Regions from separate parts of the Homo sapiens genome. Here region 2 is linked to region 1. Evidence: chromatin loops called from intact Hi-C (ENCODE). Cell type or tissue: Caco-2. All regions are shown on one strand. Each heading gives the region's core, and the rest is flanking DNA. Links, peaks and the distances in the headings are about the cores only.

What was found. Hi-C counts contacts between places; a loop is a spot of excess contacts. Peaks named below come from ENCODE experiments on the same cell type or tissue, not always from the same donor. Only the 100,000 strongest peaks of a DNase experiment are listed, where the experiment ranks them.
Region 2: it touches region 1 in a loop (6-fold over the local background); 4 of 110 quality-filtered maps call a loop at or near these places.

What each region holds. Positions count from the first base shown.
Region 1 is chr2:9,330,879-9,336,160 of GRCh38, reverse strand. ASAP2 (ArfGAP with SH3 domain, ankyrin repeat and PH domain 2) reads right to left here. Exons shown (of 28, transcript NM_003887.3): 8 at 1,348-1,423; 9 at 982-1,068. Among named protein-coding and RNA genes, the nearest start is that of ITGB1BP1, 90 kb to the left of the region's middle. In Caco-2, for the core only: a CTCF peak has its summit at 2,370 (motif pointing right); a DNase peak (open chromatin) is centred at 2,380.
Region 2 is chr2:9,166,638-9,170,933 of GRCh38, reverse strand. No RefSeq gene overlaps it. Among named protein-coding and RNA genes, the nearest start is that of ASAP2, 38 kb to the left of the region's middle. In Caco-2, for the core only: no CTCF peak of the experiment used is centred there; DNase peaks (open chromatin) are centred at 1,841 and 2,613.

The DNA of each region.
Region 1 (5,282 bases), core at 1,372-3,871:
AGGGGTTAAAATAAAAAATGCTACTAACCATTAATATATAAAAGGAATATATATATGTATGTTCACGAATAAAACATGCAAAATTCTGCAATTTATTAAAATACTGAACTACTTACTCTCCTAGACTTCGGTCACAAAAGGTAAACGCATTTGGGAGAAAAACAACAATATTCAGTTATAGTACAAGAACTTACAATAAAATAGAGCTCACCAAACTGCCAACAGGGAACTTTATGCTGTCAAGTAGTTTAGCAATTTCTCTAAAATCACTAGATATATGTTTAGATACATTCCTTTTATTAACAAGGAAATGGATTTATACTAAATTCACATTATGATACCCACATTGTAGTGAAAATATAGTAAAATTATCTTTAAAACTTACTTTTTAATGGCTTTTTAAAAACAAGTCCCCACAACACAAACTGTCCCTGCTGACGTGTTAGCACACAGAGACGTCATTACAGAAAGAGGGGAAGTAAGAGAACTAAGGATTTCTGCCTGTCATGATGGAGGCAGCTGTAAGAAAAGCTCATGCCTCATATTTTATAGAACACAATCTCAGGGCTGGCAGAGCCCCAGCTGGTCCCCTGCTACGTGCCTAGGCCTAAAGGGGCAGAGTCCACGTATGTCAGGGTAGGGAAATGACACAGGGCCAGGTACAGGATAAATAGCACAAATGACACATGGTCTCTGTGACGAAGCCACTGAGAGCTCCTTATCTAGCAACTGACAGAGCACAGGGTTTATACACCGCCATTAAGGCCATGCATGTAGTAAATGCTTCCTCCTGAAATAAACATATTTTAAAAGATGGTTTTATAGAACTAAATTGCAAGAATACATTAAATGTTTTACTGGTGCCTGACACAGCCCGAGTGAACTGTGAGCTCCTAGAAGACATGAACTTCATGTTCTTCAGACCCAAAGCCTCCAAGAATGGGGTGAAAACTGCAATCTTTCAAAATTAAATCCCCTCACCTCTTTCTGTTCAACCTGCAATGCGGATTTCAAAATATCTCGAAGCTGTATCAACTGCCTTCTTTCTTCATCCTGGGCCTGTTTGATCTTTAAAAACACACACACACAACAGAACCAATCAGAAAATTAAGACTGAGGTACAGTGAAACGTTGGTGCTCATGGGGCCATTTCCACACAATGCGACAACTGCCTCCCTCGCTGGTCAAACCTTCCCTCCCACCAAGACAGAGGACAGGCGTGGGAACGCCACACTCCACGTGGGCGGCACGGCATGAAAACACAGGATTACACAGAAGTGACATTTAGATGAAAATGTCTGTTGCATTAAGATGGTTTTAAACCACAGTGGGAGGGAAGCTACTCACCGTGTGAAGATCCGTAGACAGCGTTTCAATGGAAGGTTTGAGGCTTTCCACGGCTTTGAGTCCATCCTGAAAAAAACTAGCAGGAAAAAGAAGAAACAGAGATGACATTTCACAAAGGAAAAAATAATTTTGTCAGACAGATTAAAAACTTCTTTAAAGTGACTGAAGTCATTATGTAACTCCTGGGGGAAAAGACTGTATGAACAGAACCTTAAAATATCAGGCAAACCAAGAATAAAATGACACTCAAAATTAGCAGGAGCGAACAGAAAAGGAAATGCAATAAGCTTAAGTATTTGAGATTTTTCTCGACCCATATAAAATGAGGCCTTGAGTTTCAGTTTATAACGGGAGAGGTTCTGCATCTGAAGCCAGAAAGGCCATGGGGCGCAAGTGGAAGACACTGAAGAATGTGCCGCAACAGGCGACCGCGACATGGAAAAGAAAAGGAATGCAGAGGCCGGGTGCTGTGGCTCATGCCTATAATCCCAGGGTGAGGGACTTGGGGAGGCCAAGGTGGGAGGATCACTAGAGACCAGGAGTTCCAGACCAGCTGGCCAACATAGCAAAACCCCTAAAAATACTCTATTAAAAATACAAAAAAAAAAAAAACAAATACAAAAATACAAAAAGCTACTACTCGGGAGGCTGAGGCACAAGAATTGTTTGAACCCAGGAGGTGGAGGTTGCAGTGAGCCGAGATCATGCCACTGCATTCTGGCCTGGCGACAGAGTGAGACTGTCTCCCAAAAAAAAAAAAAAAAAAAAAAAAAAGGAGAAAGACAGAGACAGAGAGAGAGAGAAATAATGCAGAAAAGAACCAACCAAGCAGCTTTGGTGGCCACACTGTGTCTGCGGGGTAGGAAACCGTGGGTAGAGAACTTGAGATCAAATATCAAGAGGAATTTTTTATTTTAAGGCTGAGAACTCAATGCTGTGAGGTCACCTATAACAAGTGATTCAGGAAATACAACAGAGGCTGGACAAGTTTTTCTGCTGGAGCCATGGGCTGGTGTTCAGTGCTGCCTCTGGAGGGTGCTGTGTGTAACCCTTTTGAGAGGAATGAAGAACGGGCATTTCCACGAGCTAAGGAGAAAGTTCTAACCTGTAATGAGGCCTGATGCAGCTCCAGCCTCAATCCACACCATTCCACCCTCTTCATTCACTCAGTTCCAGACATACCGGCCTTTTCTCCCTTCCTCCATGACCACCAAGTTCTCCTGCCCCTGGCCCTCTGCATTCTGTTTCTTCTCTCTAAAGCCTTCTCCTAAGGTGTGTCTGCTTCACCTGGCTGATTCCCACTCATTCTTCAAGTTTTAGGTTAAACATCCCCGGTTAGTGAGGCCTTCCATAATCCCCTACAAGTTATTCCCCTATAAGAGGCCTTCTTATACTTTCTCAGAGCATTTTGTATTTTGCTTCAAAACACTTGCTGTAACTGCAATTATGTATTCATTAGTGTGATTGTTTAAAACAGAATTCCCTCATTAGATATGAAGTTCTAGGAGACACAAAGTACCCGCAAAGTTTGGTGTATTTCAAGCACATGCCATTTATTGAATGAATAACTTAATGAAGGATGGACTGTCACCAACTTTAGCCAGTTTATTAGATACCAAGGAGACTATCTTTAAAAAGTGATCTGGGTTTCACATATGTCATGTGAGGTGATGTTTACTTCTTTTAAACTCAGCAGTAGCTCTATGGGTGTTTCTCAGACCAAATGCGTCACACACAGAAGGCGCCGTGAAAACACTGCAGCGTGGCCTTTAATGCAGCAACTCCAAGGAGGAAGGAGAGGGACACACAGGCCGTGGGGCATGAACTCTGACCAGTGTTTATTAGGAGTCACAGAGGTCAGGATGCTAGAATGTTTTCATTCACCTTTAGACAGACACATCATTCTTTATTTTATACTCTTGTTCCTGTATTTTAATACGTTTTTTTCTGAATATAGAATATGTTTCTGAACTCATCTAATTCTTGTATTTTATTTACGTGTTTTTCTTTATGTAACTATTTTCTTAATCATTTCAAATTCTTGTGAAATAGATAGGAGGACAGAGATCTCTAAGATCTAAGATAAGGAGTAGGAAAAATATTACAGGTGATAAATGCAAAACCACCCAGGGAGAGGGAGCAGGTGTACAGCTCCAAGAATCTTTGCGACCTGGCAATTCTCCCTACGGTCAGACAGAGAGCGAGAGTGAGAGCGCGTGAGCATGAGCCCCGTAGTGGAATCAAGTGCTCAGAGACTTCTCGTCAGGATGCTGTTTCCAGCATGACGATGAATGGTGTACTTGGAATAACAATATGAATTTGGATTTAGATTTAGATTTCATCTCTGTAATAGCCCAGCCAATCTTCACCATCCACCTACCTGGAAAATCTCCTCCCTCTGATTTTTCAAAGTGCTGACCTTCCCGTACCCTCCTTGAGGTGTGTCTTGGCACCCAGACGCCCCTTCAAAGTGCAGTCAGCCCTGGCGTCAGGAGAAGCTTCAAGAAAAGGAACACTATTCCTTCTCCGCTGGCTGCTGTCCCTATGACAGTCCTAACTACATAGCCCCAGAAAATTTTCTTAAGTTGAGCCCATTAACACTTTTCCAAGCTTCACAGAACTTTTACCATCAACATTACCCAATCAAATTTTGTTGTCTATTAAACATTTTCTAGCCTGCCTCACCAGGCTAGAAGGGGTGTATTTCTATCCTTTAAAATACACCCACTTAGAGGCAATTATCAAACCCACCAAGCAGAGTAGCTCCTTTCTTCTCTGGGCCCCACACACCGTGCCAGGGCCCCTCCTGCAGCCTTCACGCCACCACATTCCAATGCGGTGTCTGCTGATGGGGTCTGTCTGTGACACCCGCCCCTCCCTCCTCTGCAAGCTTCTGCAGCATCCGGGGCTGAGCCTTATCTTGACCATGCATTCCAAGTTCACTGAGCAACAGCTGGTCACAGTGGTTTCCAGCAGGTATTGGCTCAAAGAACAAGTCAATTCAACATTCATCACCACCTTTCAAACCATGGTTGTATTTTTTTTGAAAAAAAAAAATCGCTCTGTCGCCCAGGCTGGGGTGCAGCAGCATGATCTCAGCTCACTGCAACCTCCGCCTCTTGGGTTCAAGTGATTCTCCAGCCTCAGTCTCCCGAGTAGCCGGGACTACAGGTGTGCACTACCGCATCCGGCTAATTTTTGTATTTTTAGTAGAGACCAGGTTTCACCATGTTGGCCAGGCTGGTCTTGAACTCCTGACCTCAGGTGATCCGCCCCCCTTGGCCTCCCAAAGTGCTGGGATTTCAGGCATGAGCCACCATGCCTTGCCAAACCATGGCTGTCTTTATTTTATAATGTTATAATGCCCTACTTCTAGATTCCGCTAGAGTACAGGATCTTCAATGTTCAGGAGCAAAGACTAATAAGACAAGTTTTCAAGATATTCCAGGAAAGAGGTAGAGATGAAAATTCCTTCCTTAAATGAAATAAAAATAAAAGAACACGAAGTATTCTTTAAGAACACTTAAAGCGAGAAGAAAAAGCAAAATAACGCATATCTACGTAGTTCCAAGGGTCAACAGCCAAACCTGAGCCCTGGAATCTGGTTTACACAGTGGCCTCTTCACCCTGGCGGAGCACAGCAGTGTGCAGAGGCCCGCGTGTACCCAGCAGGGCACAGCACCCAGCAGGCAAAGCTGTGCCCTTGGGGGCGAGAAGCGGAAACTGGGCGTGTGTGGTGGGGGAATGAGAGGCGCTCCCACACGTGGAAACACGCACGGCTGCGAGCTCTTACTCTGCAGCTGAGTTGCTCGAGCTCCACGTTGTACCCTCCAGAATGTGAATTGAGAAAGTCAAAGCTGCCTGACTGATTTGAAGAGCAGGCAGCGTACACACTCTCTCTCATATCCAAAAACGAAGTAATGGAAGATTCATAT
Region 2 (4,296 bases), core at 1,400-3,899, 170 kb after region 1:
CTTAGGTTTTACAACAGTGATGTCATTCCCAGGAGCAATTTGGGGAAGTTCAGACTCTTGCGGCTAGAGGCTGCATGGACCTTAAGCTGTAATTTATAATCTTGTATCCAATTTGTTAGTCCTACAAAGGCAGACTGGTCCCCCAGGCAAGAAGGGGGAAAGGGCTATTATCAATTTTGGGAAAGGGCTAGTATCAATTTTGTTTCAGAGTTAAAGTAGAAACTAAATTCCTTCCCAAGGTTAGTTCTGCCTACGCCCAGGAATAAACAAAGGCAGCTTAAAGGTTAGAAGCAAGGTGGAGCCAATTAGGTCTCACCTCTTTCACTGTTATAATTTCCTCATTTATAATTTTTGCAAAGGCGGTTTCATTGAGGGCAGTAGAGGCTGGCTGCACTCAGCTGAATCCTTCAGATATCGCCCTCAAAGAAGTCCTTCTCGCCCAAGGATATGCCCCTTTTTGGGGCAGCACATGTCCCATTATTGGTGAATGAAAGGGGTACATACTCTTGGTCCTCTTTTCTCAGAGGTCAGACGTTGTCAAAGGGCCATCCCGATTCTAGGGCTCTCTGTGGAGACCTGGGATTGGCTGAAATCTCTCTGTGACTCCATCCTACATCACAGCAGAACTCCTCTGCCCAGCCCTGCTTCCTTCGCTACCTTACAAGGCGATGGTCCCTGGGGTACTCGCTACTAACCCTCGTCCATGAGAATGTTTGTATGTTATGTCTGTATGGATATGATGAATGCCTTATGTGTGTATATAAGTATCTACACAAGGTATACATAGGTACAATGTATTCCATACAACGGATGCTGCATGTATGTATGTATGTATTGCACACAGTGTATACACACATATCATGCATTACATATGAGGAATGCTGTAAGTCATTAGGGCTTAATTCACTGACATCCTGGTTGAGAAGCACTGCCTTGGGTGTGTGCACCCACTTTTCTGGTCTAGAAAGTCTATCTGAGGACTGTCCAGGAACTCATGCCCAGCCCTCTGACTCAGATCTGCTGCCCTTGGGGCTCATCCTTGGGTGCTCCATAGCTCCTCTGTACTGCACTTTTCCTCGGCGGTTCCTTCTGTCAGAGGCGTTTGAACTAGAGCGACTCCATCTTGTATAAGGGCTGGGTAAAATAAGGCTGAGACCTACTGGGCTGCATTCCCAGGAGGTTAAGCATTCTAAGTCACAGGATGAGACAGGAGGTCAGCACAAGGTACAGGTCACAAGGACCTTGTTGATAAAACAGGTTGTGGTAAAGAAGCCGGTCAAAACCCACTAAAACCCACCCAAACCGAGATTGTGATGAAAGTGACCTCTGGTTGTTCTCACTGGTCATTATACGCTAATTATAATGATTAGCATGCTAAGAGACACTCCCACCAACACCACCACAGTTTACAAAAGCCGTGGCAATATGAGGAAGTTACCCTATATGGTCTAAAAGGGGGAGGAACCCTCAGTTCCGGGAATTGCCCATCCTTTTCCTGGAAAACTCATGAATAATCCACCCCTTGTTTAGCATATAATCAAGAAATAATCATAAAAAATAGGCAACCATCAGCCCTCAGGGGCTGCTCTGCCTATGGAGTAGCCATTCTTTTGTTCCTTTACTTTCTTAATAAACTTGCTTTGACTTTATGGATTTGCCTAGAATTCTTTCTTGCACGAGAATCCAAGAACTCTCCCTTGGGGTCTGGATGGGGACCCCTTTCCAGTAACATCTCCTCAAATGCTCTTCTGCCCCTTGCGCTCCTCCCGCCTCCTCCCCAGCTGCTGCCTTAGGCACCTGGCCTGCAGCATCAAGACTGTCCTTCCAGGGCTCCTCAGCCACTCATTCTTCTCACTGACTGCAGGGGGGACTGTTTCTCTAACCCCAGGAGACCTTGCTGAGTTGGCAGAAAGGGACTGGCTCCTGACAGCATCAGCAAGAGAACTTCCCTCTGGAAACAAAACACACCCATTTCCATGGTGTGTCCTGTTTTTTCTATTCTGAAGAGGCAGCGCCAAACCCTATGGAGAACAGCGAAATGCATTCTTTGAACTTCTGCTTTTAAGCATTTAATGCCCACCACAAGTGGGTTTCACCATCACTTAAGGAGAAGATTAAAGAAAGTACTTCAACAACTAACTTATGGCCTAGATGCAAATAACTTGTTTGTTGAGCAGGAATTTCTGGTGGTCTGGGCTGGCCAAACTCCTGATTTCTATCCAGATGCTTAGATCATGGTCTTGGGGTGTCGAGTATCTTGACATTCCTAGACAAAAATCAGCTCAAGAAAAATGTCTTAAGGTAAAGAGAATGCTCAGAATTTCCACCTCTCTGGCTATCTCATGGGAAAATAAATAGCCTAGATTAAATATGAAAAGCATATTTCCTTCAGTGTCATAAGAGTCATCAGAGTGATCTCTTTAGATTTTTCAAATGTTGGTCAACTCATGGGGAACTATGTAAAGTGTTGCATGTGCTGGTATTTTGGAAGTCAAAGTTGACAGCACAATCCAGAGAATGCGGTCCTTCCAGTGACTTTGCGGCTAATGATGTGCTGAGTGACACAGGCTGGAAGGCACTGACCTGCTGTTGCGCTGAATATTGACAGAGGGTCAGTGGACAGAGCTGAAAGCACAGCGCTGGGATGAATGGCTCCTGCTCTGCAAACAGACACTGTTGATAAAAGGGAGGCAGAACCGCAAGTGGCTGACAGCTTTCATTAAACCCTAGAGCTGGAAGCAGACTGAAAGGTGACTGTGTCCTCAGGGCACTGGTGTTTAGTGACTTTCCCAAAGTCTGGCCAGAGACTTTTCACTTTATGGATTTGCCTTGAATTCTTTCTTGCACAACATCCAAGAACGCTCTCTTGGGGTCTGGATGGGGACCCCTTTCAGGTAACACCTCCTCACCTGCTTTTTTGCCTCTTGCGCTCCTCCCTGCCTGCCCCTCAGCTGCTGCCCTAGGCTTTGCAGCAGAGCCACGGTGAGAACTGGACCTGCTGCCTCGCCCTGGGCACCCAGCTCTGGATGTTGATTGGCTCCTTAGTTATCAACAGCCAGCTGTGCCCAGGCAGGCTATACAAGGTCACAAAGGTTAAATAGGCCATGGAGGAAGCACGGCAGAGGCTCGGGTCCTTTTCCTGACTAACTGTCCCACGTCCTTGATTCGTGGCCCCTGGGAAGTCAGTCACCAGGCAGAGGGATGCTCTAGCTGACATTAAGATGAATGGATTGACCACTAACTCATCGTGTGGCTTCGGGCAAATCACATCACCTCTCCAAGTCTCAGGTTCTTTATCTGTAAATGAAAACACTGGTTGAAGATGTTGCTCCAGACATCCAACCCTTGCTTTCACAAGGAATGCAGTTTTCCTTATAGCTGTGCCGTTGACCTTCCTCCACATGCAAACCGAGAAGGGTGTGTGTGACAACCCATGTCCTAGCCCTGTTTTCCGAAGCTTCGGGTGTCACACATTGTGGAATTCTCAGGGCAAAAGGCACTTGTCTTTTGTTTTTCTGTGCTATGCAGTGTCTTTAGCATGGAGAGGAGTCTCTTCACTAGATAGTGGGCGAGGGCTACCTGTCTTCTGTGTTCTATCATCCCCGACTTCCCCACCTTGCCCTGCCCCATTTGAATCTTAAAATGCCGTAAGTGCAGCTGACCCGAGGGCCAGGGGAGAAATAGCTACACGAGCCCAAACCAGAAGCAGCTGGGATCTGTCTGCTGGGCTGTGATTCATGCCAGCAGTGTAGGATGGGGACTCAGGAGAGCTGGGTTCTAGTTTGTTTCTGTTGCTTCCTCATCTGAGCAAGGCTCTCCGCCCAGCTGAGCTTCATTCTCCCTCTGAAACCTCAGAAGAATCAGCTCTCTGGATGCCCAGGTCTTGGGCCTCCTGTCCCTCAGATCCCTTTGCGGCTCTTCCCTCTCTTCCGGGTCACAGAGTGGGCCTGAGGCCTGCAGGCGGGGTACCCAGGCTCAGCATTCCCTGGCTTCTGGAGGCTCTTGGCCAGTGGGAAGCTCTGGGAGGAGACAGAAGGAGTAAGAAGGTGGAAGCCCGGCTACTTCTCCCTCGGCTCTGCCTCCAACTGCAGCTGGGCAGGCCTGCCATGGCCCCAGTATCTACCACATGACCCCAGCCCTGGGCTCAGCTGATGTCACCTCTCACCTAGGGTGACAGTGGCTTCCTGCTGTTGCCTCACTGTCTGCCTGCCAGCTCAGCTCCTCCATCTTCTATTCCTGGTGGAGCCTGGACAACCACAAGACCCACACTCCCAGAGTCAGTGCTCTGTGTCTTCT